Linked DNA regions of Homo sapiens: all the other regions are linked to region 2. A link is a loop called in an ENCODE intact Hi-C map of the cell type or tissue named here. Cell type or tissue: heart left ventricle. All regions are shown on one strand. Links, peaks and the distances in the headings refer to the core of each region. The heading gives the core; the rest is flanking DNA.

What was found. Peaks named below come from ENCODE experiments on the same cell type or tissue, not always from the same donor. Only the 100,000 strongest peaks of a DNase experiment are listed, where the experiment ranks them.
Region 1: a loop joins it to region 2, with 4 times the contacts of the local background. A loop is called at or near these places in 12 of 110 quality-filtered maps.
Region 3: it touches region 2 in a loop (8-fold over the local background); 57 of 110 quality-filtered maps call a loop at or near these places.

Annotation. Positions count from the first base shown.
Region 1 is chr12:13,249,524-13,260,029 of GRCh38, reverse strand. No RefSeq gene overlaps it. Among named protein-coding and RNA genes, the nearest start is that of EMP1, 58 kb to the right of the region's middle. RefSeq lists enhancers at 2,395-3,261, 3,981-4,275. In heart left ventricle, for the core only: a CTCF peak has its summit at 4,130 (motif pointing left); a DNase peak (open chromatin) is centred at 4,119; H3K4me3 peaks cover 635 bases.
Region 2 is chr12:13,529,396-13,539,901 of GRCh38, reverse strand. It overlaps GRIN2B (glutamate ionotropic receptor NMDA type subunit 2B), which reads left to right. Exons shown (of 14, transcript NM_000834.5): 14 at 1-2,565. Among named protein-coding and RNA genes, the nearest start is that of LINC01559, 160 kb to the right of the region's middle. RefSeq lists a silencer at 5,933-6,227. In heart left ventricle, for the core only: a CTCF peak has its summit at 4,933 (motif pointing right); a DNase peak (open chromatin) is centred at 4,941; H3K4me3 peaks cover 653 bases; H3K27ac peaks cover 256 bases.
Region 3 is chr12:13,356,818-13,367,323 of GRCh38, reverse strand. No RefSeq gene overlaps it. Among named protein-coding and RNA genes, the nearest start is that of LINC01559, 15 kb to the left of the region's middle. RefSeq lists an enhancer at 4,735-4,834. In heart left ventricle, for the core only: a CTCF peak has its summit at 4,878 (motif pointing left); DNase peaks (open chromatin) are centred at 1,125 and 4,893; H3K27me3 peaks cover 1,358 bases.

The sequences.
Region 1 (10,506 bases), core at 781-8,780, 280 kb after region 2:
ATGTCAGGCCTCTGAGCCCAAGCTAAGCCATCATATCCCCGTGACCTGCACGTACACATCCAGATGGCCAGTTCCTGCCTTAACTGATGACATTCCACCACAAAAGAAGTGAAAATGGCCTGTTCTTACCTTAACTGATGACATTGTCTTGTGAAATTCCTTCTCCTGGCTCATCCTGCCTCAAAAGTTCCCCTACTGAGCACCTTGTGACCCCCACTCCTGCCCACCAAAGAACAACCCCCCTCCTTCCTTTACCTACCCAAATCCTATAAAACCCCATCTCCCTTCGCTGACTCTCTTTTTGGACTCAGCCCGCCTGCACCCAGGTGATTAAAAGCTTTATTGCTCACACAAAGCTTGTTTGGTGGTCTCTTCACACGGACGCGCATGAAAGTAATGTATTCCAGTTCTGGCTTATATACTAAATAGATAGCAAGTTGCACACTAAAATAACTAAATAAAAGAATTTTGGTGTCTTTCCCCCCAGCACGATCAGAATGCTCAGCCTCCCAAGAAACTTGCCAGGTGTGACTGTTTATTCACATAACTCACCCCAGGGCATAATTGTAGAGCAGAGCAATGATGAATGACTAGGAGAGAACAAATAGAATATAATAATAATTCTACCCTGGATTTAAATAATGCTTTTTCCTTCCCAGAGCGCTAAGTGCTTTCACATAGATTAGAAGGTAAGGGTGGATATTATTATCCCCGTTTGTAGATAAGGACATAGAGTCAGAGAGGTAAGCTGTTTGTCCAAAGACTTACAATAAAAGCCTATTAGAGGTGAATGATCACCTTTGACACTATGTATGCAACCCTCTCATTTTTCAGATGAAGAAGCTCAAGTCGGGATGGTGATGTGGCTTTCCCAAGACCGCATCATTAGCGGCCAAATAATAACATACCTAGCCCTTCCTGGAGTGGAAGACAAACCCCAAAGGCCCTGACAACTTGGGATATAAGCCGTTCCCATCTGCGAGTCCTGCTTTTCCAGGAACACAGCACCACTACTGAGACTTCCCACCCTGCGATTCAAAAGTCTTGCCTCCTCAGGACCAGCAAAGTCATGGCCAGAGATAACATCTGCTTATAGAATCCCAGGGAGTTTTATTGACTTCACAAGAAAGATAAGCAGCACAATGGCTCACACACTCACAGGAGAGTAAACTTTCTCACAATTCATAGAAATCCCCTCTCTATATTATAACAGTGCTCAAATTTCCTGCCCAACTCCCCCTCCTCATCTTCATCATAGTTGCCCACATCCCATAATAGTAAGAGGGGGTTTTACCAAGAGTATGGAAATAGCATTTGTGGGTGCTTGCCCTCAAGAATTCTCTCCCCTGAGGGTGTCACCCTCTTTCCTCGGCTTTGATATACGGTGATATGCAGCCCCAGGCAACCGGCCCCAGCAGGCTCTGGGACTCCCCATTTGGTTTGGCTCCAAGGGCATGTCTGGTGAGGTACCACGCAGCAGTGGTCAGGGCACTGCTCCTGGGCTCTTGGGCTGTAAGGCCAGAGCAACAGCTTTCAGAGGTGAGAAAGTCATAGGCCAAGGAAGAACAGGCGATGTGCTACAAGAGGAAGGAGGGAGGCTGTGGCGCCTTCTCTCTGGGCAGCTGCTGTCTGAACAGCAGACAGGGGTTTAAACATAGGCTATAGCCACACAGAGCCCATCCCTCCCCCTGCCTCTCATTCTCCTGGCCAGGCAGTCTTGGCTTCACTCTCTTTCTTAATCTCCCCCAGCTGCAGACTGCCTCTTCCTGCCCTGGAGCAACTGCCTCCATCTCTGGCAAGCCCCTACCATCAAGAAAGGTGGGAAACACTTGCCCTCCCTGTCCCCAGCCCCTTGCCCAGTCACCCTCACTTACAACCCCTTTATTTAGCCAAAACCCATTTCCCCTGCTTATAAGAAAAGGGAGGGGTGTTTCTGAGATTACACACCAGGCCCTTCCTCTCAGATATAAATGTTCTTCCCAAGATCCCAAATCTTTACATCAAGAATAGATCCAGCTTAGCAGAAATGGGGACGATAAAGGATTTCAGTTCTAAATCACAGTATGTTCTAAGACACAAGGGCATGCATGACATCACCAATAATTCAGATATTAGATAAATATTTGCCAGACAAGAGCCACTGTCCTGAGGAACAAAGGGGAAGAGGAATGATATGAGGCATGGAGTTTGTCACTGAATTTATTTCCCTCTTTCACTGGTGCTCAGTTCAGCCCACCCCAGTTGTATACCTATGTTCCCCCTTAAGCCCCCTCAATAGGCTGTTTTTCACACCTCCGAAGATATTCGGCTTTATGGGGTGCCCTTGAGGCTTTGAGGTTCAGTGACAGCTGCAACTGTTGTGCCCAGATCTCCCCCTCATATCCTGGTCCTCAGCTCTGGGTTTCTTAGGAAATTCACTTCCAGGCAGGGAGTTCCCCAGACCTCTGCTTTTCCTTCCTCTCCCTCCTGCGTCCACACTGAGGCTATTTCACTGCTTATCAGCACTTCAGATGGGGGATATGAAGGAGTCAGTGTGAAAATCTGATTAGTCATTTTGGCTATTTTTTCTGGAAGCTGTAGTAAAAGATGGGTTGCAAAAGAAAGAAAAGCTATTAGCTATTGAAATCTGTGTGTTTCAATTAACCTTATCCCTCACAGATAATTGAGAATTGACAATAATGTTAGTTTCTTTGCAACCTTCTTTAAAAAATTTTTTTTTCATTTCTGATACCATCTTCACGTGGCGTTGACCAAGGCCCATAAACAATTTGTGCCTTCTTGGTCAGCACCAAGAGCTCAAAGCTTGGCAAGTGAGCCCACGACGGAAGAACTCAAAGGCCTCAGGGGCCCCGGGGCAGTGAAGGTCACCTTCTCCTCCCTCCACTGTGTTCTCTTTGTGCCCAAGTGTGCCAACATGGGTGCCAGGTTATTCCAGCCTGCCAGTTCCCACTCCTCCTGCCCAGGTTCATGCTGCGCCCCCTCCACCAGCTCAGACTGGCCTCTCTTGCCTCTGAGCACACCTTACCCTCCACAGCTCTTAACTGCTTTCTTCCTTCTGGGTCCCTGCCTGATACCTGATGCGTTTCCAAAACCCAGATCCCCAAGGTTTATCTCAAGTCCAGGAGCACCTCAAAGACCTCATGGCAAAGCCAGGTAGAATTGCTCAGCACCCTCCACCACAACCTCACCCAGTCCTCTGGGTGAATAATATGGGCACGCCTGGTTGCTCCCAGAGCCTAAATAGGCACGGAAGGCAAGGAGGGCGGCAGCCATGTGTCCTGGGACCAGGCCCACTTGGCTTCCAACAACTGCTTAGCTCTGTCCACAAGTTAAGTCAGCCTCAGTTTCCTCTTCAGTAAAATTTTGAGACTGAAAATAGAATCTACTTCCTAGATTTATTTTGAAACCTAAATGAGTTGATGAAGGTAAAGTACTTGGCACAGGGCCAGGCAGGAAATCAGTTCTGGGTGTGCAATGATGACCACCACCGTTAGCAACGTCCCCACAGTCCCAGGCAGCCTGGGCCAGCTCTAGGAGGGCCTCTGGTGCTACACTCCGCTGGAAGAGCCCCAAGGCTGAGAGGCTTCTACCTAGGTGCTTTTTTGGGATTTTTAGTAAAACATCGCTTACAGTTTTTATACAGATTCCCCTCTCTCCCCTGCAAGATGCAGAGCTGTGTTCCAGGGGGTCATGAGCCACTTCCTGGCTATTCGCACAATGAGCACTCAGTGATCCAGGCCCCAGCTGCTCCTGGTCTAGCTCGGTAGCAGCTCCATCTTCCCATGGGATGAATTCCTCCCTGGAGGATCCTCCATTCTTATGCAAATAGCTACTGGGAGCTCTGGCTCCTCGAGTTTTTTGACGTTCCCAAACAAGTCTGAATGCACTTAAGACAGAAAGCGGGTGTCTCCTCCCACCTTAATTACAATTAGAATGAAATTATGTTCACTTCAAAATTAACATTTCACACTTTTGCAACCATCAGAACTCCGACCACTGCCACCGTTCGGGTCCTCCCTCCCCTTCTCCTCCCTGCCGCCTCCTCTCCCTTTGTCCCGTGACTCAGCTCCCTGCTTCCCTGCCCTGACTTCCCCTACCCTTCCAGGTTTTGCAGGCAGCGCCATCTGCTGGACGCAGGCTCAGCTGCACCTTCCTCCTCCCGGCGAGGCAAGGGGGTGCCAGGAGCTGGCCTAGGATAGATGGCTCCTCCCCCACTGGTAACACTGCACTTGCTGGGTAATTCTGCCGCAGTTCTGCAGTGGTTTATATTTTATATTCAAAAAAAAAAAAAACAACAAGGCGAACATTGTAAGAGAAGAGTGAAGGGCCGAAGATAAACAAGACCTATAAATTAGGGAAAATAAATTCAATCTTAGACAGTTTTTTGCCTTAGAAATGTGAAGTGTTAGCAGTGATGACTGCACGTTTACACTTCTTTTTTCATCTTTTTTTTCTTTTAAGTAACCTTTCGTGAGAAAGTGTCAGCTTTATAATTTTATATAATAGTAAACCTTTTGCCTTGGTATAAAAATAATTAGAGGCCCTTCCTAAGTAAAAGACACAAAAAGACAAAAACCCTGCTAGTGATGTCTAGAAGTAGACTTGGGTTCCTCTCCCAGTGAGAAGGTCTTGTTATTATAGAAAAGACATGTTATAGACAATGGATTCCTTTTTCACTGGCTCCCAGGAAAAAAAAAAAAAATCAAGACTGGTATCCCAGCTACCCTGTTAACTTAAAATCCCTACTGAAGAGTAAATCACCTAAGGGAAGTGCTTTTTTTCTGAAAAGACATTTCTAGTGAAATTTTTCTCTTAGTGGTGTTGAATTTATTATTTGTAGAATGCTGTCCTTTGTATCTAACTAATTATAGTACAAGTGATTTTAAGTCATCAAAATAAAATGCAAGCTAACAGTTACTGAACGCTTACTAAAATACATGATTTTAAAATCTGTATATGTCTTAGTTTATTTAATCCTTACAGCTCAAGATGGTGGAACTACTGTTATCCCCATTTTAAAGTTAGGGAAACTGAGATACAGACAGAATTAATAGTCCGGTCCAAGCTTGCACAGAATATGTGAAGCTGTCTAAATGGCCCCAGGAGGTGAGTTTACCCATTACTATACTCTGACTTATAATAGATTAACATCTCCAAGGTGACATATCTGTGAAAATAAACGAACCATTCTAACTCCACAGCTCTGTTAAATTAAGTTTGGCCTAAAGCTGTCTCTGTACATATTTTAAGTTTGGCCTAAATTTGCCTTTGACTTGTGTGGCAGCCCCTTGCTAATTGCCTGAACTTGGGCATGATTCTTACATTCTGAAAGCTTGTTTTCTTTTAAAATCAATCATGTGAAAGCAACAATAATAATTACAAAAGGAGCCATTCTTTGTACATAATGAACTGTAACCTAACTTGATGTGCATACGTAAACACACTGTAACCTACTCTTGTAAGAGGTAACTAAGTCTCAGCCAACCACAGGCAGCCAACTGTTCAAAGCAGGTTCAAATAAGGCAAATGCCCAGCTGTAGCCAATCCAGCTGTTTCTGTCCTCACTTCCGTTGTATGGCACTTTCCTTTTTCTGTGAATACCGGGAGTCGCTCTGAACCTATTCTGGTTCTGAGAGCTGCCCAATTCACGAATCTTTCTTTGCCCAATTAAACTCTGTTAAATTTGTCTAAAGTGTTTCTTTCCACAGCTCCTTCTGGTCCTCGACTTTTCTATCCATCCACCTAGCCATCCATAAGCTTTATCCTAATCCTAAACATGTGAGTTAAGCAGATGAATGAATATATAGATGTGGAAGAGAAACAGAAATAGAGAGAGATAGAGAAACATTGTGCGCATACAGAGAGAGAAACAGAGAGCATGTGTGTGTATCTATATATAGAGAGAGACAGAACATGTGAAGCAAGGGACAGGCAGCAAATGAGGAGATTTTGATTCAGGATTCTTAACCTTGAGTGTGTGGGGTCCATGAACATCTTAGGATTATATGCAAAGTGTCACATTTATATGCATTTTTCTGGGGAAAGAGTCCTTAGCTATCTTCAGATCCTCAAAAGTGCCTGTGTTCCTGACAAGATTAAGAATCACTGATTTCAATAAAGTATAAAATAGTGCACACACCAGTTATCTTCTCCTTCTTTCGTGTGGGACCACTGCCTACACAATCTATGTTCTTCCTTTTGGTCAAAAAGTGAAAGAAGACAAATAAGAAGGCCAGGTCATCAAGAGACATTAAGAGTATCTTTGGAACTCACTGACACGTTCTTTGTTACTTTCAATAGTTAATGCACGATATACTAGATGTTAACTCAAACATGGTCAAGGGGACCAGGCACGGTGGCTCATGCCTGTAATCTCAGCACTTCAGGAGTCCAAGGCGGGAGGATCACTTGAGGTCAGGAGTTCCAGAACAGCCTGACCAACATGGTGAAACCCTGTTTCTATTAAAAATACAAAAATTAGCCAGGTGTCATGGTGGGCACCTGTAATCCCAGCTGCTCAGGAGGCTGAGGCATGAGAATCATTTGAACCCGGTAGGTGGAGGTTGCAGTGAGATGAGATCACACCACTGCACTCCAGCCTTGGCAACAGAGCAAGACCCTGTCTCAAAAATAAAAACAAACATGGTTAAGGGAAGAGGATCAACTTTTACTAAGGACCCACTATATGATAGGCACTTAATTTTTCTAACAACACTGTGCTATAGGTATTATTATTGTTGTTCTCATATGATTGATTTTAAAAGAAAACAAGCTTTTGGAATGTAAGCATCATGCCCAAGTTCAGGTATTTAGCAAGAGGCTGACTTGGCAAATCATTTCATGGTCTGTCATAATGAATATGGGTATGTGTGTACATGTGTTCTTGGGACAGAGTGACCAGGTAGATCCGCTAGCTCTGTTGCATCTCCGAAGCAACAAATATTTGTCGGGGGGTGGAGAGGAGAAGAAGCTCATTATTTGGAGATCAAATAACTCAATGCTGCTATTATTTCTAGCTCCTGATTCCCCTCCATTAATTTATCACCTTCTTCTATGAATTGCATTGAACAACTCTGTATGCTAGGCATTGGGTAGAGTCTAGAATATCATCTTGCAATATTGTCTCCAGTAGACCCATGGTCCATGCCATTGGAAGCTCACTGTCTAGGAGAGACCACAGGCATGTGAGTAAATCATTACAGTACTGTGGGACAGGGATTCAAATATAAGAATGTCCTGAGGCCGAGCGGTGGAATGAAGAAGCAGCTTGATGTTGCCAAGATGTTTCAACTGAACCTTAAAGAATGGGGAGAAATTCCCAGCAAACAATAGGTGATGGTTAATTTTATGTGTCAGTGTGGCTGGGCCACAGTGCCCAGATATTCGGTCAAACAATCTTCTGGATGTTTCTGTAAGGGTGTTTTCAGATGAGATTGACATTTAAATAGATGGACTTTGAGTAAAGCAAATTGCCCTCCTTAATGTGGGTGGGCCTCACTCAATTATCTGAATAGAGCAAAAGACTGATCTCCCTGAGCCGGAAGGAATCCTGCCAGCAGATGGCCTTCAGAAATGAACTGCAACATTGGCTCTGCCCTGGGTGTCCAGCCTGCTGGCCCATCCTGCAGATTTTGGACTTGACATAATTGCATGAACCTATTCCTTAAAATAAATCTATTTCTGGATATATACATATCCCATTGGTCTGTTTTCCTGGAGAACCCTGACTAATACATAGTGAAAGTAGGACTCTTCTAGGCAGAGGGAACAGCATGTACAAAGGCACAGAGACTCCAGAAACAATGATTCAGTTGAATCATAGTCCAGTCAGTTTATTGAATCTTGCTCTGGTGCCTGGTCTTATTGCCTGGCCTGATCACTCTATGCTTGCTCCCATAAATAGATCCTAGGAATATGATCTTTCTAGTCTGTTTGACCACCCCAGTGGTTTTGAAAATGCATAAACTGCTTATAGTTCCCTAAAGTAATGAGTCTCCAGGACCAGTAGTAACAGTTATCAGTTGGAAGATGCACAAGTTTTATCTGTCACCATGGCCGAGGTGTGCACAACTGCTACTGTTAGAAAACAACATAGGCTCCCGGACAACATATTGTTTTTTGCCACAATTTTATCATCAGTACCCCAGGGGATAATCTGTGTCAGTTAAGGTTCTCCAGAAAAATGGAACCAACAGGATAGGTGTGGGGAGATAGAGAGAGAGAGAGATTTTAAGAAATTGGCTCACGTGATTGTGGAAGCTTGGAAAGTCCAAAGTCTGCAGAGTAGGCCAGCAGACTGGAAACCAGGAAGAGTTGGAGTTCAAGTCCAAAGGCAATCTGCTGGCTGGGCGCAGTGGCTCATGCTTGTAATCCCAGCACTTTGGGAGGCGGGCAGATCACTTGAGGCCAGGAGTTCAAGACCAGCCTGGCCAACATAGTGAAACCCCATATCTACTAAAAATACAAAAATCCAGGCTGGCACGGTGGTGCATGCCCGTAACCCCAGCTACTCAGGTGTTCTGCATCATGCCTGTTCCCATTTGGTGTGCAGTCCATTTGTACAGAATTTTAACCATTGGTTTGTTCATTCATTTTTTTCATCCCATTCAAAGCAACTGTGTGACAGTGTATCCTTTTTATTTATTTTGCAGAATAACAAACTGTATGTTTTAGACCAAAGGATTTAGCTGGAAGAAGGAGGGAGGAGCGAGGCTTGGGGAGGTATGTATTCTGTCACTGACTTTGTATGGTGACCACTTATCATGTGCAAGTTGGAACGCAATGCCCAGTTTGAAGCTCATTATTTCTGATAGACCGCCTCTGAACTCTTGTAGCGGGAAATGGAGTTGCCTCTCAACATCCATTCTGACCTGTCCGCTATTCCTGCTGTGTAACAGCCCAGGTGTTTAGGTTGAATAGACCCCACTCCTAGTCTAAGGGTAAACCTTAATTGGAACCATTCACAGTGAATGATTCAGTGCCTGGCAACGAATTGAGGCATTAAGTTCATCAGTACATGTTAATCCTTTGGCCATGTGGGTGGGCACAAGATGCTAAAAAAAAAGTGATTGTGGGGAGCCTTCTTCTCCCCAGCCCTAGAAGAAGCATTAGTCTCTATTGCTGCTGGTAATCATTCCTTCCTTCATTCTTCTCTCTAGCCATGTTTTATTGGTGGCCTCTGTTCCAAGCAAAGTTTAGTTCTAAGTGCTGGGGGTACCAAGTCATTGTTATCCTGGATCTTACAATTTAGTGGAAGAGGCAGAAAATAAACAAACATCTAAATACATTATACACTGTGATGGTTACTTTTAGATGTCAACTTGGCTAGATTAAGGAATGCCTGGAGAACTGGTCAAGCATTCCTTCTTGGTGTGTCTGTGAGGGTGTTTCCAGAGATTAGCAGGTGAGTCAGTGGACTGAGGAGGGAAGACCTGCTCAGTGTGGGCAGACACCATCCAGTCAGCTGGAGGCCAGGATAGGACAAAGAATGAGAGAAAGGATTTCCTCTCTGTCTCTCCTGGAGCTGGGACACTCTCTTCCTCCTGCCTGAAGACAGCACAGCGCCAGACTCTTCAGCACTGGGACTCCATGACTTACACTAGCAGTCACCCAGGTTCTCAGGCCTTCAGCCTCAGACTGAGAGTGACATCACTGGCTTCCCTGGTTCTGAAGCTTTGGGACTTGGTTTGAACCATGCTACTGGCACCCCAGGGTCTCCAGCTTGCAGATAGCCTGTTATGACACTTCTAGGCTTCCATAATCACATGAGCCAATTCCCCTCGTAAATAACCTCTCATACCTATCTATCTATCTCCTATAGGTTCTGTGAATGGAAGAATCATGAGGTTCATGAATTTAGAGAGGAGAGCTTTATCTCTCATAAAAAGTGCAGCCTGCAGTTTACAATAGCAAAGACTTGGAGCCAACCCAAATGCCCATCAATGATAGGCTGGATAAAGAAAATGTGGCACATATACACCATGGAATACTATGCAGTCATAAAAAAGAATGAGTTCATATCCTTTGCAGGGACATGGATGTAGCAGGAAGCCATCATTCTCAGCACACTAACACAGGAACAGAAAACCAAACACCGCATGTTCTCACTAATAAGTGGGAGTTGAACAATGAGAACACAGGGACACAGGGAGCGGAACAACACACACCAGCACCTGTTGGGGTGGTGGTGGGGGCAAGTGGAGGGAGAGCATTAGGACAAATACCTAATGCATGTGGGGCTTAAAATCTAAATGATGGGTTGATAGATGCAGCAAACCACCATGGCACATGTATACCTATGTAACAAACCTGCATGTTCTGCACATGTATCCCAGAACTTAAAGTAAAATTTAAAAAAAAAAAAGGGGGCAGCCTAGCCATCCTGCAGTCTGGGAAGTGTAGACTTCAGCAGAAGCCCAGAGCAAATGCTCCAAGGGAGGGAAGGATAAGAAGGAATTTGTGCTAAATGAATTGGCTAAGTATACATATTCAATAAGCTATAGGAGT
Region 2 (10,506 bases), core at 1,669-9,668:
AATTCCTTGATAAGAAATATCCAGTGTTCACTAATTGTCTCAAATGTAATACTGTTTTATGGGGTGGTGGTGGGTTTTTTTCCCATAAGTCATAAGGTCCATACAATTAGTTGCTATTTCTCAAATGTATTTTAAATCTAAAGATTTGCTTTCTAACTTTTTCTTGACATATACTTGTTAAAGGAATAGAGCACTTTATCCTTTAGAGGTTCCCACAGTTGGATTTTGCTGGTTCTTCCCAATATTAATGAAGACAATGTAAATTGGTAATTGTTTTACTCTTTAATGCATACTTCCATTGCTTGGAGGTGTCAGAAAAGCAAACCAGCCCTTGTTTTGCTGATTGTTTCCCACCCCACTCCCAGTCCCAGTCCTGTTACTGGCTTTATATATGGATTCTAAATGATCTCTCTTTCTATACCTTGATTGCTAAATTATCCAAGTTAAATAATAGTATCTCCCCCTTAGCTATCTTGGTAAGAAAATAGCATAGACATATTTAGCTTTTCACATGCCAATCATGAGGCACATTTCAACATCACTTTATTAAAAGCCACATGCTCCTCCTATAGTCCTAGTACTGGAAAGGACCTTCTAGAGACCATTTAGAAGAACTCTGTCTCATGGCCAAGGAGCCTGGGTGAGCTCATGTATGGCAGCCCTGGCTAGAAGCCAGCAGGGCTAATCCCTAGTTCCAGGAATCTCCCAGGATAATGTATTGTTATCTCTTTGAAGTTACTGTCTCAGAGAGATTATCTGTGAGGGTCTCTCTTGTACTTTCCTTTGTACTGAACAAAAATTCTTGTTTCTCCCTGAACATTCCAGAAAGTAGCAAGCTCTAACATAAAGCCAGATTCTTCCCAGATATAGTGATTCTCTTTACTTCTGGAGATACTTCCTTAAACCCCAAATTTTTTTTGGACAACAGAACTGCTTTAACAATAATCTGAAAATTATACAGTAAGTTTGATTTGAAAATCTGAGATTTGTTTAAAAAAAAAAGGGGGAAGACAAGACTTGAAATCTTGGCTCTGATTTTTCTGTTGTTTTTGTTTTTTTGTTTGTTTTTTTTTTGTTTGTTTGTTTTTTAAGAGGGTCTTGCTCTGTCATCCAGGCTGGAGTGGAGAGGTATGATTACGGCTCACTGCAGCCTTGACCTCCCAGGCTCAAGTGATTCTACCACCTCCGCCTCCTGTGTAGCTGGGTACTACTGGTGCATACCACCACACTGGGCTGATTTTGTATTTTTTGTAGAGACGGGGTTTCACCATGTTGTCCAGGCTGATTCTGAACTCCTGGGTTCAAGTGATCTGCCTGCCTCGGCTTCCTATGATGCTAGGATTACAGGTGTGAGCCACTGTGCCCATCTTGGCTCTAGTTTTAAATAAGGAAGCTTGCGAGTATTTATCTGGATTATGGTGGGAACCTCCAGTAGGATATCATGAAAGCTTTGATCATGATCACAACACCTTCAATAAAACAAAGACTCCAATGACAAGGGTGAGTGCCAGAACTTCCTGAGACTATGCCAAGTGTCTGTTCTTTATACAGCCTGCCTCACCCACACCTGGAATCTCTTAAATGGATTAGCTCAGAGCACCTGTGTCCTACATGCCCTTGTGCCACCCTGAAGTCCACTGCAAGGGACTATCAGTAAGACCAGTCTAATGAAAGGCTGAGGGAGCACCCGGTTGTGTCCCCATCAGCCAACTGTTCCGGAAAGATGAGCCTCCTTGGCTGTCCCAGGATTGACACTCTTCCCCTGCATACATCACTAGGAAGGTAGAACCTACCCTGAACACTTGATTTGAATATTTCTATTCCCCTATTCTTTTACAAATGCAAACTAATTCTTTCAAAAATATAAATGATCCTCTGAAAGAAATTTCTTGTGGAATTCTGGAATGACCAAGAAGATGGGAAGAGACCACCAGAAAAGTGGTTCTGAGAGTCTGCAGGGCCTGTCAAAAAAATTATGCCAAAGCTATCATTTGTGGCCTGCATCAAATCATCTAGACTTCCGTTTTCTTATCTTGAAACCCAGATGTTGGTCTATCTGCCCTCCCCATCAAAGGTTACCTGGAGCAGTAGTTCTCAGTTTTACATAGTGGAGTCATCTGAGTATTTCTGAAATGCTGATGCCTGAGTCTCATCCCCTAGAGAGTCTCATTCAATTGTCCTGGGTGGCTGGAGGGGTTAGGGGTTGAAAACTTGCCCAGGTGATTTTAATATACAGCCAGAATGTGAACCACTATGTATGTGCATCTGGGGAAAGCGGGCCTCCTATTTACTTCTAATCCCATTATATGTGGCAGCTGTTTGTTGTCACTCTCCTCTCACCATGGACAACTATTCACAGCACAGACAGTCACCCTTTGGAACTCCAGGACCTCTTTCCTCTTCCATTTGGAGCTGAAGAATGGACATAACGGAAGCACCATTTTATGATTACAGCCTCGTTCTCTAATTCTGCCTATCCCCAGCATACACGGCTAGATATAGACATACTGCAAAGCTCCTCTATGTAAAGGAAATTCTACACATAAAATTTAAACTTGGAATCGACCTTAAATGTGACTATTCTCATGATTATGGGAAGAAAATCAAAACTATAAACTTACTCCACAAGGTTGGTTCATTGGCCATAATTCCTGGACTTACTCCTCAATTTAAAATCTATGATCTTCTAAAAAGGCACCTTTTTTTTCAGCTCTACATAGCCTGGGTCTTGATTCTCTAACCCCCTCAGTTAGGGAAACCTATCCACATTGATGTTCTTTGCCTGGAAATTAGTCCCTTCCCCTCTTCCAGGCAAACTCTAGGACACTGTAGTTCCCTCAAGCACATGCCCCATAGTCGGAATAATTGTCTGACATCACAGGGGGCTTCATCAGGACAACAAAAGGTGGGCTTTGCTCCTCCACATCCAATCTTCTTTTAGATGTGCCCACGAGAGCAGGGGGTATATTTTTTCCTGGTTGACCAGTGGACACCTCTGGTATTATTCCACAAATAAGGGATTCTAAATCAAAGGTCAAAAACTGGTGTCCTGAAGACTGATTCTGACCTCAAAATCAGTCAGGAAACTGGTTTTGTGAGACGGGCACTGCTTTTTGAATATTCAGATTTGTGTGCCTCCAGAGAGTATCTGCTCTCTAGTTTGGGGCAGCCCCTACCATTTCTTATGACCTGTCTCACCTCAGGAAGCAAGTGAGTCTGCAGTAACTTCCCCTTTCCCACCACTGGCCCTCAACACACCCACGTACACAGGTCCCTTCTCCTAGCTGCAGCAATAGACTCTTCAAAGCCGTATTTATACCAGAGAAATAGTATTTCTTCTTTCAGAGAAAAGCAGTGCCAATTTTTTTGTTTTTCCTTCTGCTGTCGGTCTAGGTACTGACGTCCCTCAAATGAATAATAAAACAGCCACCATGTGGGGGCTATTTTATTAGTCATTGATGGGACCTCAGTACCTCATTACCATGGGGCTACTTACATGGTGTCTACACTGCTTAGCTATACACACTCTCGAAAGCTTTGAACGTCAAGATTGTTCTCTTTCTCTTTTGCCTTTTCTTGAAATTAATGTTTGTATAGATTTTTCTCTAATCCCACTGCACACAACAGTGTGATTATTTATCCTATCCAAGAAACCTCTCAGTTATCAGAGAAGAGGAAATTTTTTTCTTTCAAGTTACATCCAAAATAACTATCATTTAATGTGCACCTACCATATTCTAGTCCCTTTCATTCATTATCTCATGTGATCCTCTTAATACCTCATTTTACAAATGTTATTACAGTATTGAGGTTTGGAGAGATTTGTCAACTTGCTCAAAGTCATACAGCTATTAAGTGAAAGATCAGCAGTTCAAAACCAGTGATGCACATTTCCAAGCTCTTATCACTCAAACCACCTCACAGATCTACTGCAAAAAGTAAACTAGACAATGAACATGAAGCTATTCTGCAAACTGTAAAGTGCTGAGGATAAATGTAATGTGGTATCATTCTGTCTAGCAACACCTTGATCATTGACTTGCCCCTTTCTGATGCTCAACAATTAGTTCCTTATACTCCCTTAGGCACCAATCTTGGCAGATCTTGTCCCTTTGTAACTCTTTGTGTTTGAGGGTTTTTGCTTTGTTCAGAGTATCACGTTGGGTAGCCATTCTGAGAAAGTCATGAAGAAATGGTCTTTGCAAGAGAGAATCACCACCACCACTGTCAACATAAACATTAACTATTGGATACTTAATAATGGCCAGCACTGCACTAAACATTTTACATATATTGTCACATCTGCTGTTTATAATAACGCTGGGGAAAATGTATTTCCCTCCCAACTCCTCATTTTACAAAGGAGGAAATCAAGGTGCAGTGATGTTACTTAGCCAGCTTGGAGTTGCACAGTGGAACAGATCTATCTTAACCCAGAATTTTTCTGTTATGGAGCCTTTGAAGGCCACAGTGCTCCTAAAAATGTCATTTCTGAGGCAGCTTTATTTCTTGTCAACGTCTAGTCCAGAGGTTTTCAACTCTGGCTGTATATTAGCGTTACCTAAGGAGATTTTGAAGTTGCAGATGCTAAATACTCAGTAATTTGTAAAAACTCTTTGGGGGGTGCTCAGCTGGAGCCAGGGCTAGAAACAAGTGGTCTCAGTTAATGCCAGCAAAAATGAATCAGGGCCAGGAGAAGGGAAAGAGGCTGGTGCAAATACCTACAGCCAGAGGGAATGCACAGAGGGTTCACAGTAAGAATATAGGAAACCCAGAAATATTATTTACCCAATATGTCCTTTGAGGTGTGTCAGTTACTAATCTGGGGCTTCCACATTCACCCGTGTCCTTCTTGCCTTACTTTGTGATCCTGGTGGTCTCTGTAAGCTACAGCTCTCCTTTGCCAGCCTCTCTATGCTAGGCTCTGCCAATAGAGGGCGCCAGAGGGAGCCTGGGAGACTGGTGGATGAAAGGTTTTTTGTTTTGTTTTGTTCAGTTAGCAAGCCAGCCCCTCTGTGGGCATCTGGCTCCTGACGTCTCCCTAACTCTCGTGGGCAGTTCCCCCATCCCAGGATGGCTTTCTGCCCGTTTCTTTCTTGTGCAGCAGCCATGCCCTTGCCATGGTCTTAGTCTTGAATCTCAGCCTTGCAGAGCTCCCCTCTCAGCAGAAAGTCCCTTCCTTGTTCACGTTCCCTCTATCCCAGAGTGGAAGTCATTCTCTGTAGTTGCTACTCACATTACAACTCAGGGTTCTCTTTCACCCTTTCACAAAACCATTATGCAGTTAACAATTCCTTAACTTTTCCCTGCTCAAATTCTTGCTTTGGTCAGTTGCCTCAACTGGACCATGGCAGGTATATTGGAACACTCTCTTTATAACTCTGCTGTCAGATCACAAAGTGAGATGAAGGAAAAGTTTGCACAGGCTCCCCTCATGAAGCCTGGGAGAGCATGCCCCTTTAAGGAATGGGATCCGTTTCAATGATTCTGGTTAAGAAAAGGCTGCATGAGCTACTGGCGTATTTATTCTGTAACCAACCGCTAATGCCAGACTTTTTCTTTGCTTTCATTGCTATATCACAATGGTAAAAGAATTGACTTAATTAATTTGCAGCCTGTACATAATGAGAAGAATATTTCCTGACAGCTTTATAGAGAGGATGATAGTTACATAACATTAGTTACATAATATATAATTTATAATTTATTTTCTATAAAACTCATTTAATAATAATATCACTTATATAAGTAGATGCTTGTATATCTATCTGCTTTATATTTATTCTGTTGGTTGTGGTGGCAGTGGAGGAAAAAAGGATATCTTCATTATTTTGTCTGTGTAGCTTTTTTCTTAGGATAAACCTACTGGCAGATTTTGATAAAGCTGTTCTGATCTAAGTTAACAACGATCACAAAGGTTATGTGGGGACTGTGGAGATGATTATGGCGCAGGACCTATGAGAAAATTCTAGGGGAAGAGCAGGTCTGCCACTGCTTCTACTCATTTGCATTCACTCATTCATCCGAATATTTATTGAGTGAGCATGCAATGTCTGCTATGTGCCAGGCATTGTTCTAGGAGTTAAAGATCTAGCAGCTTGCAAAAGAGACCAGCAGTCCTGCCCTCAGGAATATACATGCCAGTGCTTCCTTGGGCAAAGTCTTGGAAAGCCATATATGGCCCCGACAAACTTGGGTTTGTCCCAAGTGGGAGGCTACTTGTGCCCACTGCATTTGGTCTCGCAGAGCCTTAAGGATGTAGGTCTGATTACTCATCCTGGAAAGTGCTACCTGTGCATGTGGTGCCAGCTTCAGTGGAGAAGCCTTTGAGTCTGGGGTGGAAGCATGAAATCCTCTTTAGAGAAGGGGATACTCTTGCAGAAGACTCATTTTGAAAGAGTATCTTCACAGCAGATTAGGAAAGCCACACCTGAATTGAAGTGAAAAAGAGACACAGGCATATATAAAAGTACAGAAAATGCTAGACTTGGGGATGTGGGAGGGGAGAGATAGAAAAGGGCAGGTGACTCAGGAAGAGAAATCGCTTCTATACATTGGTCTTTTTGAGTCTCACCACAGCCTTGACAGGTAGGTAGGCAGGCAGCATTATCATCATGTTACAGATGAGGAAACTAGGGGAAGTGACTTTTCCAAGGCCACACAGTGAGAAGTGGACCCCAGGTTTCCCAAGTCCAGTGCACTCTCCATTGTACCATGCAACTCTCATGATGATTGGCATGGATAATTGCAGAAATTTAGGAGAGGAAAAATGTAACATACGGTGATGAGAATGATGCCGCAGAAGCGAAGGTATAATGGAACCAAATATACAGACAGAAGCATACCCTTCCTCATAACTTTGATCTAGTCACTACTATAAAACCTTCACATGAAGAAAACAACTTAGCAGATCCTTTCTAAACATTTACCAGCAAGAAATGGATTGCATGAACCCACAAAACTTGCCCTGGCTCTCCTTACCTCACCATAACAGTGTCATGGTGCTGACATCTTATTGCACCGACATGCCTGAGGAAATACCAAAGTGAGAGCTGAATGTAGTCACGTTTCTGCTACTCTACAATTTGATCTCCCCACTCTGCTTGCACTGTGTCCCTCCCCATTCTCCCTATGAAATCAACAAGTACACAATTTTTCCTAGGGACAGGAAAATGTACCAGATTCTTGGCGAAGTCATTGCCTCCTGGTATTTCAGGCTCTAAATTATTTCTACGTCATCCTGTAGTGTCTGTAAGGTGGTCATCCCCTCTCTCCCACATCACTCCACAAGTCACTGCCATTTCTATTTAATCGGAAAAGAAAAAATGAGGGAGGGAGTCTCTAGGCTGCCATGTAGCCGCTAGAGGAATTCATGTCACCCTCCCCAAACCAGCCTTGGCCACCGGGAAGCTCTCATGCCGTATTGAATCCGAAGCGCGTGGACCCTTATTATCAGAAGATGAAGCTCCCAGATTCACCCAGCATCACTGATCTTGTGCCCTGCAGTGGGCCCTGAGCCATAGTGGCTTTTACCTTCAAGGGTGAACATCAGGGAAGTGGGATTCAAAGAAGAGATTGCAAAGCAATTGAGGGGAAAGGAAAGGTGAAGGCAACAGCTCACTTGGGGAGAGAGGTCTTCTCAAGAGAGTTTGGAAAAAGGATTGGATGCTTCACTGTATGATTTTGTGAGGACTGGCAGAAGGGAGGGTACAATGAAACCAAATATAGATACAGACATCCTTCCTTCCCTATGATTAAGTCACCCATCCCAGTAGCAAAACAAAACAAAACAAAAACATAGAATGCCAAATCTTCCTCTCCTTTTCCACATGGAGGTGAATGTCAGACATGGGTCAGGTCTCTATTTTTAATTCAAAGCTTTGTCTTCCTACTTAGTTTTCTTATTTAACCTACTTCAGGCCTTAACTTCATCACCCTGGCATGAGAATCCCTAGGAAGGAAGATGACAGGATTCTCCAAATTGGCAGGATCAGACAGACACCATGACCCCAAGGGAATGCTTTCCAGGTTAGGCAGGCTGTCCCCCAGGCCTGCCTTCAAGGAGGCCCTCCCAGCTCTCCTGTCTAACTTTTCATCCTAAGAATGTTGGCTCACAAACCAGAGGGGGTCACACCATGGGCCTGGAGGCTGTGTCAATGTGCTGATGCTTCCGGATAGATCACAGCCATCTCTTGTACCAGCTTCTCCCCCTGCAAAGCCTGGACCCAGGTTCTCCTTTAATCTACATGAACTCCTTTTAGCCACTCTGCCCATCAGATTAGAGCCCTGCTTTTCAGGGAAAGGGGCACAAAATGCCTCCAGTCTTTCACCATCTCCATAGCAAAGAGCAAAAAGCTTCACTTCTTAGCATCTTGTGGGAAAGTAATAGGCACTGTACTCTTAGCTTCCATTTCACAGCAGCGACTGCATTCACATGGGGCCTGGGCTCTGCAGGCCACCTTCAACCCATTATAATTTCCTGTTCTTTTCCCAATTACCCCAAGTCAATTGGTCCAACGCAGACTCAAAGCTTAGCCTTTGCAATTTAGATGCCACAGGTAGCTTCGTGTTTGGATGGTAGAGAAAGGAAAAATAATAACCTTGCCTTACTCAGGCCCCTGCCATGTCCCCGTGTCCTGGAGCGGCGCAGCTGTGTCTCTTGGACCCACTTAGTGGCCTTTGTCTCCTCTCACAAGTGCCACTTCTTGCCCGGTAGAGGCTGGCAAGAGTGAAACCATCTGCATAGAACAGAGCAGAGCTGCTGAGAGCCAACAGCGAGAAGGGAGGGGTGCACAAGAAACCAGAAGGGCAGCAGAGGAAGGCTCACAGGGAGAGGGTAATTCCATTAGCTGGAATCTGGCCTGATCCAACATAACCCCACCTCCACCCCACCTTACCTTATGAATAGCTCGGCAGGACCTTAATTACACTCCTAACATAATAAGTACTTTATGTGGATGGACCAACTGTGTTTCCATCACAGTCCCTTTTAGGCCAGGAGTTCAATGTACATAACAAACTTTGTTTGCCATTAGACTTTTATGCTGCAGAGCAGGTTGGTGAATATCAACATTACCCAATTCCAACAGAAAGGAGAAACTGAGGAACCCATTGGTTCAGGCACTTGCCTAAGGTAAGTCAGAATTCGGAAGCACTATGAAGGTCTTTTGACGTCGAAATCGATGTTCTGTTGCCCAGCACATCACCGCACAGCCTGTTGTGTGTAGCTCTAAGTCTCAGGTGTTCTAAAAGATTACAGAAAAGATGGACAAAGTGGGAACAGTTGCTTACTTTAACATCTTAGTCCTAGGGCTTTCCTACTCAAAATGAGGGTGAACCAGTGGGTGCATCCACATGGCCTCTGCAAATTCTCCCTCCTTATATGCCTTTTCCCTTCTCCCATGCCGAGGCTCAAAGTCTGGGTCAGCTTTGACTCGTTGACTCTCTTTGTCCCCACTCCAATATGCATCAGTTTCCAAGTCCTGTTAAATCTGCTTCTGAAATACATCTAAATGCTCTCCCTCCTTCTGAATTAGGCCCTCTGTATCTCCCTAAGGAATGAACGCAATGAAGTCCTGAAGGATCCACTCCCCTCAGAGTCCCTCACACCCATCCATCCTTCAAATCTGCTCAGATGACCTTCTTATGACACAAAACGGTCCTGGCCATTCGGCTCCCCAGGCCAGCTATGGCTTCCCACTGCCTGTGAATGAGCATGAACACTTCCCCGACATCGTGGGCTTGTTTCCCCTTCTGGCTTTCTTGTCTGGGGTTCCCTCACACACCAGGAGCTGAAGCTCACTTAGTCTATTTACTATTCTCCAATCGCATCCCATCCTTCCCTACTTTCACGCAGATACTCCCATTTGCACTCCCAATACCCCAAGAAACACCATCTCAAATGTCACCTCCTCCTTGCAGCCTTTTCCAGTCACCCTAGCAATGTGGGCTCCTCTTCCTTTGATGCTCACATCTCTTTTATGCCACTTGTTTTCTACCTGATCTCAAGAACACAGCCTGACTGGACGGTCCTGAGTGACAGATACCTGCACTAATGCCTCTCTGCACTCAAGGGTGTGAGCAGAGGCTCTGCATAGAGTACAAGGTTAAACAATGTAAAATTGGAAGCTCTTAGGCAAAAAATGCAACTTTGCCTTTTTTATATGTTTGTTTTCCCTTTCCATTCCCTCCTTTCCTTCCTTCCAACAAGTATCTGAGCATCTACTATATGCCAGGTAAATTCTTGTGACTGATGGTACAGCAGTGATCGGATCTGACAAAAATCCCTTCCTTAGTGAAGTGTGAGATCTGGTGAGTGGAGGCAAATAAAAAACAAACATGTAAGATGTTTACTGTGCCAAAGAGTAATCAATGCTATGGAGAAGAGTAAACAGAAGGAAGTGGGGAGAGTCCAGGGTGAGTGGTCAAGGAGGCCTCCGAGAAGGTTCCACATGAGCAGAGTGGGAGAGAGCCATGAAGGATTCTAGGGGAAGAGCATTCTATGCA
Region 3 (10,506 bases), core at 1,112-9,111, 170 kb after region 2:
GTGGACACAGGGCTATGGCATGGCCCTGCGTCGACCTGCTAGCTGTGCTGTAGGGCCAGGTGGGGCCTGGAGTGGCCTGAGCTAGGGGCTGCTGTGAACTCTTTCCACTCCCCCAAGGCATCATATAAGTAATGACACTTTCTATTTGCCCAGCAAAATCAAGGACACAGTTTTCTAGAACACGGGATGGGGTGCTTCCCCTTCCCCCAGTCCAATGGACAGTCTAATCCGGTTGGTGGGCCTTTGTTCATGACTCACGAGCCACTAGCAACTGCAGGTAGAACTGCAAAGCCCCCAGGAGCCTCAGAGGGCCTGCTGCCTGCCACGACATGCCTACTCAGCTGCTGCTGGCCCACCTGTGGGCAGCAGCCCTAGTGATGTACAGAAGCCCGGGACTAGTGCCAGCAAATCTATGGATACCCTGCGTGATCTGGGCGTGCACTGTTGTGGTGGCCTCTACGGTCAGGAGGCAACATGTGGGGAGAAGGCCGGGCGCGATGGCTCACGCCTGTAATTCCAGCACTTTGGGAGGCGGAGGCGGGCAGATCACGAGGTCAGGAGATCGAGACCACGGTGAAACCCCGTCTCTACTAAAAATACAAAAAGTTAGCCGGGCATAGTGGCGGGCGCCTGTAGTCCCAGCTACTCGGGAGGCTGAGGCAGGAGAATGGCGTGAACCCGGGAGGCGGAGCTTGCAGTGAGCCGAGATCGTGCCACTGCACTCCAGCCTGGGTGACAGAGCAAGACTCCGTCTCAAAAAAAAAAAACAAAAAAAACATGTAGGCAGAGGAAGGGAGGAGCCGACCCAAAAGGATTTGGTCCAGGGTGAGGTCCACAGAAAGGCCAGAGCCAAGATGCGGCCAGCAAACACCTCAGGCCAGTGGTGGCCTCATGTTGCCCATGCCGGAGGCCAGTCCTTGATCGCTCCGAACCCTCTGCTTGAGGGTTCTAAATGAAATGAGCAGGTCATCCCGTCAGGATCTAAGTGAACTTCTGAAAAAAGCACAAAAAAGCAAGCCTCTTGAGCTTCCCCCAGTGACCGATACAAGGCACATCCCACACGCTTCACAGCACAGTGGAGAAGAACTGCACCAGGAACATGTGATGGGGCCTCAGCGGGAGCCCGCGGAGGAGGACGCCTACTGCCTGGATCTCGGCCAGAGAATTTGCAAGGTCCACAACAACTGGAACCGTGTGTGTCAGACCCGCGACCGCTACAAGATGTCCCAAGACTTGGCCCAGGAATTAAAGAAAGAGACTTCCAGTTTTCAGAGGGAAATCCTCTTCCATGAGAAAGCGGCCCAGATAGGCTGGATGGCTGCTTGCTGTGTCCACTGAGAGAGTGCTCCAGGCACTCCGAAAAGAATGACTACAACAGGCAGAAGCCAGCTGATTGTGAGGCCAAGTTCCAGCCTTTCCTGAGGGGCCCTTTGGCTCCTGAGGCTTGGCCCTCAGCCTACAGGGCCCCAGAAGTGCTAGGAGGACTGTGAGACACCAGGGTCCCCAGGAGACATGAGGGTCATGATGTGAGGGCTTGGGTCCAAGCACCTGTCAGGTTCTGTTTTCCCGGTAGCCGGGTGCTAAATGCCCAGAGACCCGGCAGAACATCAGCCGGTGCTGCTCCCTTTAAGGCACTTCTGACTGATCTCTTGTTAGTTGAGCTACTGTTCATCAGCTGACCCTGAAATTGCTCTAATTGAAGTTTGATAGATAATGTTAGGATTGTAAGGTACTATTTTTCAAATAAAGATTGTTTAATCTAAAAAAAGAAAAATATATCTAACACATTAAATCTTTTATTTAGGGATATTTTTACTTGGGGCCCAGTAAAGAAAGAAAAAAGAAATGCTTAAGTTGATTTAAAAAGAGAACTTCTACATTTCCATAAGATAATGGCAGTTGCCTGAATCTAAATTTCTCATACACCCTCCAAAACCAAATAGACAAGTGGAACAAATACAGCTAAAACCTGTGCCCACAGTAGCATAACTAGGAGACAGATTATAGTATATTAAATGATTAATGTTCAGCAACTATTCACTCTCTCCTTCCCCCCTAAGAATCTCAACCATCACCTCTGATATTAAGAGTGGGGATGTGAATTGCTTTGGCCAGTGGCATATTGAGAACTCATGCAGGCAAAAACTTGAAATGTGCCTGCATAGCTGAGCAAGTTCTTTTGTGCTCCTGTCTTTTGCCATGAGAAGAGTATGGTATGCCTCATTTAGCACCTGGTTCATAAAGGATAAGAGACATTTGAAGAGGACCCAAGTACAACCTGAGCTTGTAAGCAAACCTTACGAGCTAGATGAGCTAAATCCCAGTCAACGTGCAAAAACGTAAGTGAAAGATGAAGGTTTATTGTTTTATGCACCTGAGTTTTAGGGTTATTTGTTTTGCAGCAACGGCTGACAGATACAGAAATTAGTACCAGAAGTGAGATGCTGCCATAAAACTTAAACTATTTGGTATTAATTTGGGGGCTGAGAAGTTTGCAATAAGGAGATTGTCATATAAGAATGAAAAATAGCGATCTGTCTTATGCAGTGCCAAATGATTTGGGAAAATATGGCCTGCAATATCTTACAAGTCAGAATATTTACCTAATAAACATTAGTGTTGATTGAGGAAGTTTTGAGGCAAATCATTGAAAGTGTGAGCTGATCGCTAGTAGCTGCATTTGATAAGGTACTACATGAAAGAGATTCAATCAGAAAAATACTAACTGGTTTGCAAGCAATATTTAAAGGAATATTATAGGCTTGGAAAATAAAAGTGCTAATTAATAAATCAAAGGTGTTGCCATTATGACCACAACCTCAGTCAGAGAAAAGGCCAAACCCAGGGTGCTTCCAATAAAACATGACTCAGGATAAAGATCAAATAAAAGGTATGGCTATAATACTTGCTTATACCTCTAAAGAGATGAAGGTAACATCTGCAGACCTTTTTAACTAAATAAAGGGACAACTAGAAAGCTTGAACATGATTCCATAAAAGCATATTTTGTTCAAATTTGCTGCAATTTAAGTCTAGAAAGACACAGACATGTATCAAAAAGTATGTGTATGTGACTTTTGGCACTGGTGTTGATAGAAATCAAATAAAAAACCAAGAAGGAACTTTCAAAGGGTAGAGCCAAAAACAGTGAGGAATGATGGATTTAGGATTACTTCCACAGACATCACCAGAGCCTAATGAAGAAACATTTTTACCACCAGTGTAGTGGAATCTGGTATTTGCCCACCAGGATTTCATAATTTCTAAGAACCAGTATCTATGTGCTATGTGATGGCAGTTCTTGCCCTTTTTAAATTAGAATGTTTATTGAGGCCGAGAGCCATGGCTCACGCCTGTAATCCCAGAATTTGGGGAGGCTAAGGCGGGTGTATCACCTGACGTCAGGAGTTCCAGACCAGCCTGACCAACATGGAGAAACTCTGTCTCTACTAAAAATACAAAATTAGCCGGGCATGGTGGCGCATGCCTATAATCCCAGCTACTCAGGAGGCTGAGGCAAGAGAATTGCTTGAACCCGGGAGGCAGAGGTTGCAGTGAGCCGAGATCGCGCCATTGCACTCCAGCCTGGGCAACAAGAGTGAAACTCCGTCTCAAAAACAAACAAACAAAAAAAAACAAAACAAAGAATTTTTACTGAAGTTAACCTGTTTCTCTTCCACCATTATATATTTGGATATGTGCAGAGTGGCGGTAGATAACAACTTGCCTTCTCGGTTCAAAAGTCTATGTATCAAGAGGAGTCGCATATTTGATGTAGATCCTAAGATCCTAGATTTCAAGTGTTATGCCATGATTTGATAAGACTTTGAGAACTCTTGGGATGGAAGTGAGAATATTTTGAGTATGGGAGGTATGTAGATATTTATAGATAGAAAGGAAATCTATGGCAAATTATTGTTCAGCCAATATTCACTTTCTGTCTCTTCCAACTTCTATGGGGAAAACACTTTTCTGTCTCGTTGTTGAACTTGGTCATATGCCTTTGGTCTATGGAATGTTTTGTAAACAGATATTTGAAATGTATTCCTATAGAGGGGCTTATTTTCTTACACTCTTGTCTTTTGCTATGAATATAGCATGCATGGAGTAGGCACTAAAAGGGCAAGATGAGAGGCTTGTAGACTTGGACCCAACCCACAGTTTGTAACCAAGCCCAGCCTAGATCAGCCAAATCTCAGCAGACCCGAAGATGGATAACCAAGAAATGAATGCTTATTTCTACATGCCACTTAAGTGGTGTTTTTGCACAGTAATAGACAAAGAAAGGTACAAACTTTATTTTTCAGATAAGTGGGAAAATACACATCTGAAACCAGCAGAGCCACAACTGTAGTTCATGCCAGAGCAGAGTCAGGGGTTACAATAAGAAAGGGAGAGTACAATGTTTTTGAGATGGCATCATACATACAAATTTACCTCCAGAGAGGATCCCATCCTGAGTTGAGAAATACTGAGAAAATATCTGAGACAGTAAATAAGACTACCGACAACTGGGAATTGAAAAAAAGGGTGCTTGAGAGGATATAGCTTCAAATGTGGCAGCATTGGGAAGGCACTGTTTCTGGGTGAGAAGAAGACAACCTGGAAAGGAAGGACTCTGTACCACTTATCAGCTTATTGTCTCCCAGCTCTGAATCCACCCTTTCCTATGCAGCTTTGTAATACTGAAGCCAGACCCTATAGACGTTTCTCCTTTGCCAGCTGGCACACAAGGCTTTATCAACAGAGGGTGCTGACATTACACTTCAAGGTGATCACCACATGAACACACTTCTCTTCCAGGTTCTAGCCTGCCATTTTTTATTCATCATTGCAGCCTAGTGGCCCTCATGAACCAGCTCTGGCTGTGCCCTCAGGCTACTCTGTCCCCACCTAGTGACCACTTGTGACACAGGCAATGGGCTCCTTCCTTGGAAACTCCAGCTGCGCCTTCAACGTTCTACCTGCCTGGCAGCTGATTGTTGGTGGCTTCCATGAGCCACAGCAGCTCCAGCTATAGCAGGCAACTAGATCGCCACTTGACCCAGGCCTTCCAGCAAGCTTTGTCATTATAGGTAGGCTGTATGTTCCTCTTTACAAAAGTCTAAATCTCAGGCTTGTGAGGATAAAGGTGCTTTTCCAAGTTCTTTGTTTCTTTGCTGCCACTTTCCCTCAGCCCAGAAGTAGTAGCTGGGTTTTTTTTTGAACATACTACTTTTCGATCTCTGAGAGTCCTGTTTAATCTTTTTAAATCTTCAACTATTACTAGTTAAGAATTCTTTATATTAGGCTTTCCATTTCTAATCACTGTTGCATTCTTTAGTTTTCTGACTGGACCCTGACCGATGTAGTGTCCTTTAGAGTGGCTTGGGAGTAAAGGGAAAGCAGGAAGGAAGTAGTTTAAAATAAAATTTCTACTGAAGTAATAGAAGACACAATCAGAAAACCAGGACCCTTCCTCTCCCCAAAGAGAGATCATTTATTCAAGAAAGTATACTGCACTGTAGAAAAGAAAAGAGACTTATCTCCTCTCACACCTTTATATAAACGTCTGTGGTTGCTTCTCTGGAAAAATTCCAAGGCATTTTAATGTAAATGGAAAATATCAGGAGACATCCAAGCAAAGCTAATATAAGAAGAAAATGGAAAGTGAACATAAAAACATCTCATTAAAAAAAAAAAAAACCCTTCCGAAATATCAACCAGGAAGCAGAGGAAAACTGTATGTAACACAATGCTCCAACATGAATTAAATATCATTAAAGTAGCATTTGTAGGAGAAAGGTACCCTTCAGCCAGAAATTTAAAACTTGTAATAGAAATTGGCAAAACTGAAAATGACATAAGATGAGAATCGGCTGAACTTGGGGAAAGAAAAGCGAAAAAAAGGACAGTCTTCTCAGAAATGAAGACTAGATTAGAAAGCACTCAAGTGAAAATAGATTTTTTTAATATATCACATAAAATTGAGATGGGAAAACAACCAAGAAAATGAAAATAAAATAAAGAATTAGGTAAAAGATATTAGAGAGAAAGTGATACGTAGAAGATAATAAAGGAAGACCCAATGTGTGTGTAATGGAGGCTTCAAAGAAGAAAAACAAGACAGTAAACCAGAATAAAATTTTAAAACTATAATGCAAGAAAACTTTCTAGAAATAGGAAAGAATTAAATTTATATATTGAAGAAACCTACGGTGTACCTTGAAAATTTTGACCCCAAATGGCTAGCACTAGGACAAACCTAGTAGAATTATTAAAACACTGAATTTAATTTTTTAAAACATCTGGAACTCCAGACAAAAAGATGTGGTCATTTAAAATTAATAGATACCAGATTAGCTTCCAACTTCTCAAAAGCAATATACAAACTAACTCAACAGCGAAACAGCATTTCAGATTACTCAAGAAACATAACATTGGTGAATTCTATTACAAGTAAACTTTATCTCAAGACACCAAATTTTCTCCCCCACCCCCAAAAAAATATAATTAAAAGGAAAGGTTAGTAAAAGATTCTGGGAGGATCAGAAGACAACAGCATGTTGTTTCAATCTTCCTGAATCTTCACACTAAAAGAAAACAAATAGATAGTAAAGCCAAACATTAATGGAGAACATGAGGAGAACCCCAAATAACCACAAGCATTAATCAGAAAGCTTGGCAGACCAATTTGAGAACAACAGCTAAAACTAGGAGTGATTTTCCCCTCCCTAATCATGGATGAGTACAAGTGAACTACAGTAAGATCCCAAGAGAACTGAAAAGGCTACCTTTTATAAATTCTCAAAACTGGCTAGGTAGGAATCCCTTCCAGGAGAGGACCTCAAACTAAAGATAAACTCCTGGAATGGAAGTAAAATTGAGCAGAATGGAAGCAAATAGGGAAAAAAATATCTAGATGAAATTAGAAAACATTAACAGCCAGGAGACCTCAGAAAGCAAACTGCTGTTTTTTTTAACACTATACAAAAGCACAGAAGAGGGAGCTTTGTGAATTTAGAAAACCTATCTTGACTCGAGCACAGCTTTTTCTAAAATTTCTGGGAAATGAATTTTATATAAATAAGAGTATGAGAAAAAGACAGAGGTTAAATCCCACGCAAAGTAATTATTAGAAAAAATAAGAATAAAAAAACAGAATAACACCTTTTCCAGAAAAACATGCCCATAAACAGATAAAAACTTGTAACCCACTATTTCTAAACTAACTAAAAGACACTTAAAACATGAAAAAGGAAATGAAAGAATAACATAAATGAAAACTACAAAAAACTTAGAAATCAGGTCACAGAACACAGGAAAAAAATTACACATAAAAAAATCTCAGAAATGAGAACTAAACAAGAAAGAACACATGGGTGAATAAATACAACAGATAATTCTTCAAGAGAAAGTGAAAATAAGGAGAATGTTTAAAACAGAAATGAAGAAAGACAAAAAAATGAGATAAAGAGAGAAATACTGAAAATAAACAAAGAAAATACAGCACACAGATAATAGGCATCCCTGAAGAAGGAAACCAAAGCAAACAAAGGGAACATAAAAAATACAAAATAAATTATAATCTAAGGAACCTTCCCTGTAATTAAAAAATACTAACTACATATCAAAGGAACACAATGCATATCTGAAAATAGCAATTCAGCATAACCACAGACAACACATATTCATACAATTACTTGACTTTAAAAGAGAAAAAATTATTTGAGCATTAAGTAGGCGGAAAAAGCAAATAACTTGTAAAGGAAAGAAAATTAGATTGTCAACTTTTTGCAAGCAATGCTGTATGACAGACAAAAAGACCATATCACTTACAATGAATGGATTCCAAGTTACCCTCCATCTTCTCACATAAAACAACATACAAAGTGACACAATAATGAAGCAACCTTTCCAATACATTCAAGAAGCTGGAAACTGATGGATTTTATTGCACATATGTTATATCTCAATAAATCTATTTTTTAACTTGTTTTTAAGTTAGTAGAAGACAATGGAGAAACACTAATAATACACTCAAAGAAAGAAAACATAACCCAAAGACTTCATATCAAACAAAACTAACCTCTAAGTGCTCTAACTAGAGCACGAATATTTAGCAACATACAAGAACTCAGGGAATATTGTTCTGATGAACATTTCCTGAGAAATCTACAAAACAAATTTTAGACCACTAAAATGTCTAGAGATACTTCTGTACACAGATTGGAATAGTAAATATATAATTACTTGAATGCCTATGACTAAATAAGTCCTGAAAAAGAAAAAATAGAGTATGAAATGGCTTTAACTCTGACAATATAGATATAACTACAGAAAAATGAAGGGGCAAGAACAGGGAGTACATACACAAAACAACTTCAACCCCTCTTAGAAATTATTTTGATGGTAACATTTATATTAAGTGTTTAGGTCACCCTTTAGAGATGGGATGGATCCCCCTCCCAATTAATAGGTCAAATGTTGAGATGGGTGTTGCCACACACACATCAAATCGGTATGAAACGGTTTCTTACATCATGAGGCTTTCTGTGCTATGCGAGGCAGGCTCCCAGCAGGTCCAAAACTGTCCTGAGGAAGGAAGGGGGGGAACTAGCTTGGAGTTTTATTGTGGTTGGGGGTGAGGCTGAGATGAGGATTCCCATGTGTGGTCTGGGGCTTGCATGGTTTGAACTCTCCACTAGTGTCAAGAGAGGGAGTATGCAAGCTTTGTTATCAGTTTGCCCAGAAGAGAGGCAAGAGGAAAAGACAGAAGAAAGGGCTTAAAAGCTGTCTGCAGCCAAACATCAAAAGTAGAGTCACGCTCATTATTGCACTGAGATTGGTGTATGTGTAATGTGAGAAAAAGAAAATAAGTAACATGGGATTTTCTAATTCTGGTATTTCCTATGTCCTTAGGAAACAAAATTATCAGTGTAGAAGAAAGGAGATCTGTAACATAGACAAGGTTAAGCAGACTCTATAGTCCTGAATTTGAATTGGAAGTATCAGTATGAATTCATGTGATATTTGTAAATTTATATTTTTAAACATGTAACAGAATTTATTTATTTCCTAACTCTATCCACAGAAAATGCCTGCAAACTATGACCAATACTGCAATAATAAACCTCCTTAATGCCCAGATTATGGTCTTAAAATATCACTTTTCACTTAGAGGAACAGAGCTTTTGGAGAAATAGTAGATTCTAAGTCTGAGGCAGGAAATCACAAGATAATCTTGTAATATTTTTCATTCCAGATAGCAAGAAAACTATCAAACACTACTAGGGTCATAGCAAAAGAACTCAGGAGCCAAACCAAGTAAGTTCCAGTGGGCCAAAGATAGAACATTTTGAGTTTTATTAAATGTAATAATTGTAATAGATGTAAATCCTTCAAATATGTTTAAATCTATGAATTTATCGTAGTAAGAAGAAATTAGTTACTTGCAAAGAATGAAATAATAGAATTAGAATATCATCACTGTAGAATGGCTAATGAATGAATGGATTTAAGCTTTGAGGTCGACAGATACTACGTGCCTCCTCTCACTGAAAGAATTCAACCACACTTAATAGTTTTGTCAAATGGATTGAGCCTGTGTCTATCAAGCCTCTGGATCCAATTGCTAATTTACAGAAAATATGGAGGACAGAAGAACATGTTGAACTGTACTGTGAGCATACGATCAGCAAAATCCAGACTGAGCAAACCTCCACAAGACAAACAGCCAAGATCTATAGCAAGTAAATTGCAAGTAAAAAAGACAGAGGGAGATCCTGTAGATCAAAAAATACTTAAAAGACATATATTTTTATAAGGAACAACTCTAAACTACAGGATTCAGAAATGTACATTGGGGTAATAAAACTAAAATGAAATGCAAGGGAAAAAACTAAAATGACATATCCAAAAATCAAAAGAGTGGTTGCTTGTAGGAGAAGGGAGGGGTTCTGATTGATAGAGGGCACATGAACAGGGTTCAGAGGTGGGTAGCAAAGTTCAGTTTCTTGCCCCGGCTGGTGATCACCAAGGTGTTTGCCTCCATTCATCCCTATGTGTGTTTCTGGAGTTTTCTGTATCTCTGTTTTATCTTTTAATAAAATGTTTTTTTTAAGGGGGGGCAGGGTGAGTTAAACAGATATTTAATAAATAATTACTCAGGTGGCAGCTGAATTTGGCAAAAGTTACGAAGGTACTTGGCTGACCAGGATTCAAAAAAACACTAGAATAATGTTGAAGAGCTTGGGCTCTGGAAAGCCACAGAGGTCTGTTCGCATTCCCATTCTATTGACTATCAGCTGTGTGATCTCTAAGCCTCAGTGTCCTTATCTATAGAATCAATATCATGATAGTAACACCCTCAGGGTGGTTGTGTAGCATAAATGAGATAATCCATATAAAGCACTCCACAAGGTGCATGTCACATAGTAATCACTCAGTACCTGTTGTTGTTAGGAATATTAGAGGCTTCTAATTGTCTAGACATCTTTTTCATGGACCACTAGGGACTTCTGCGAG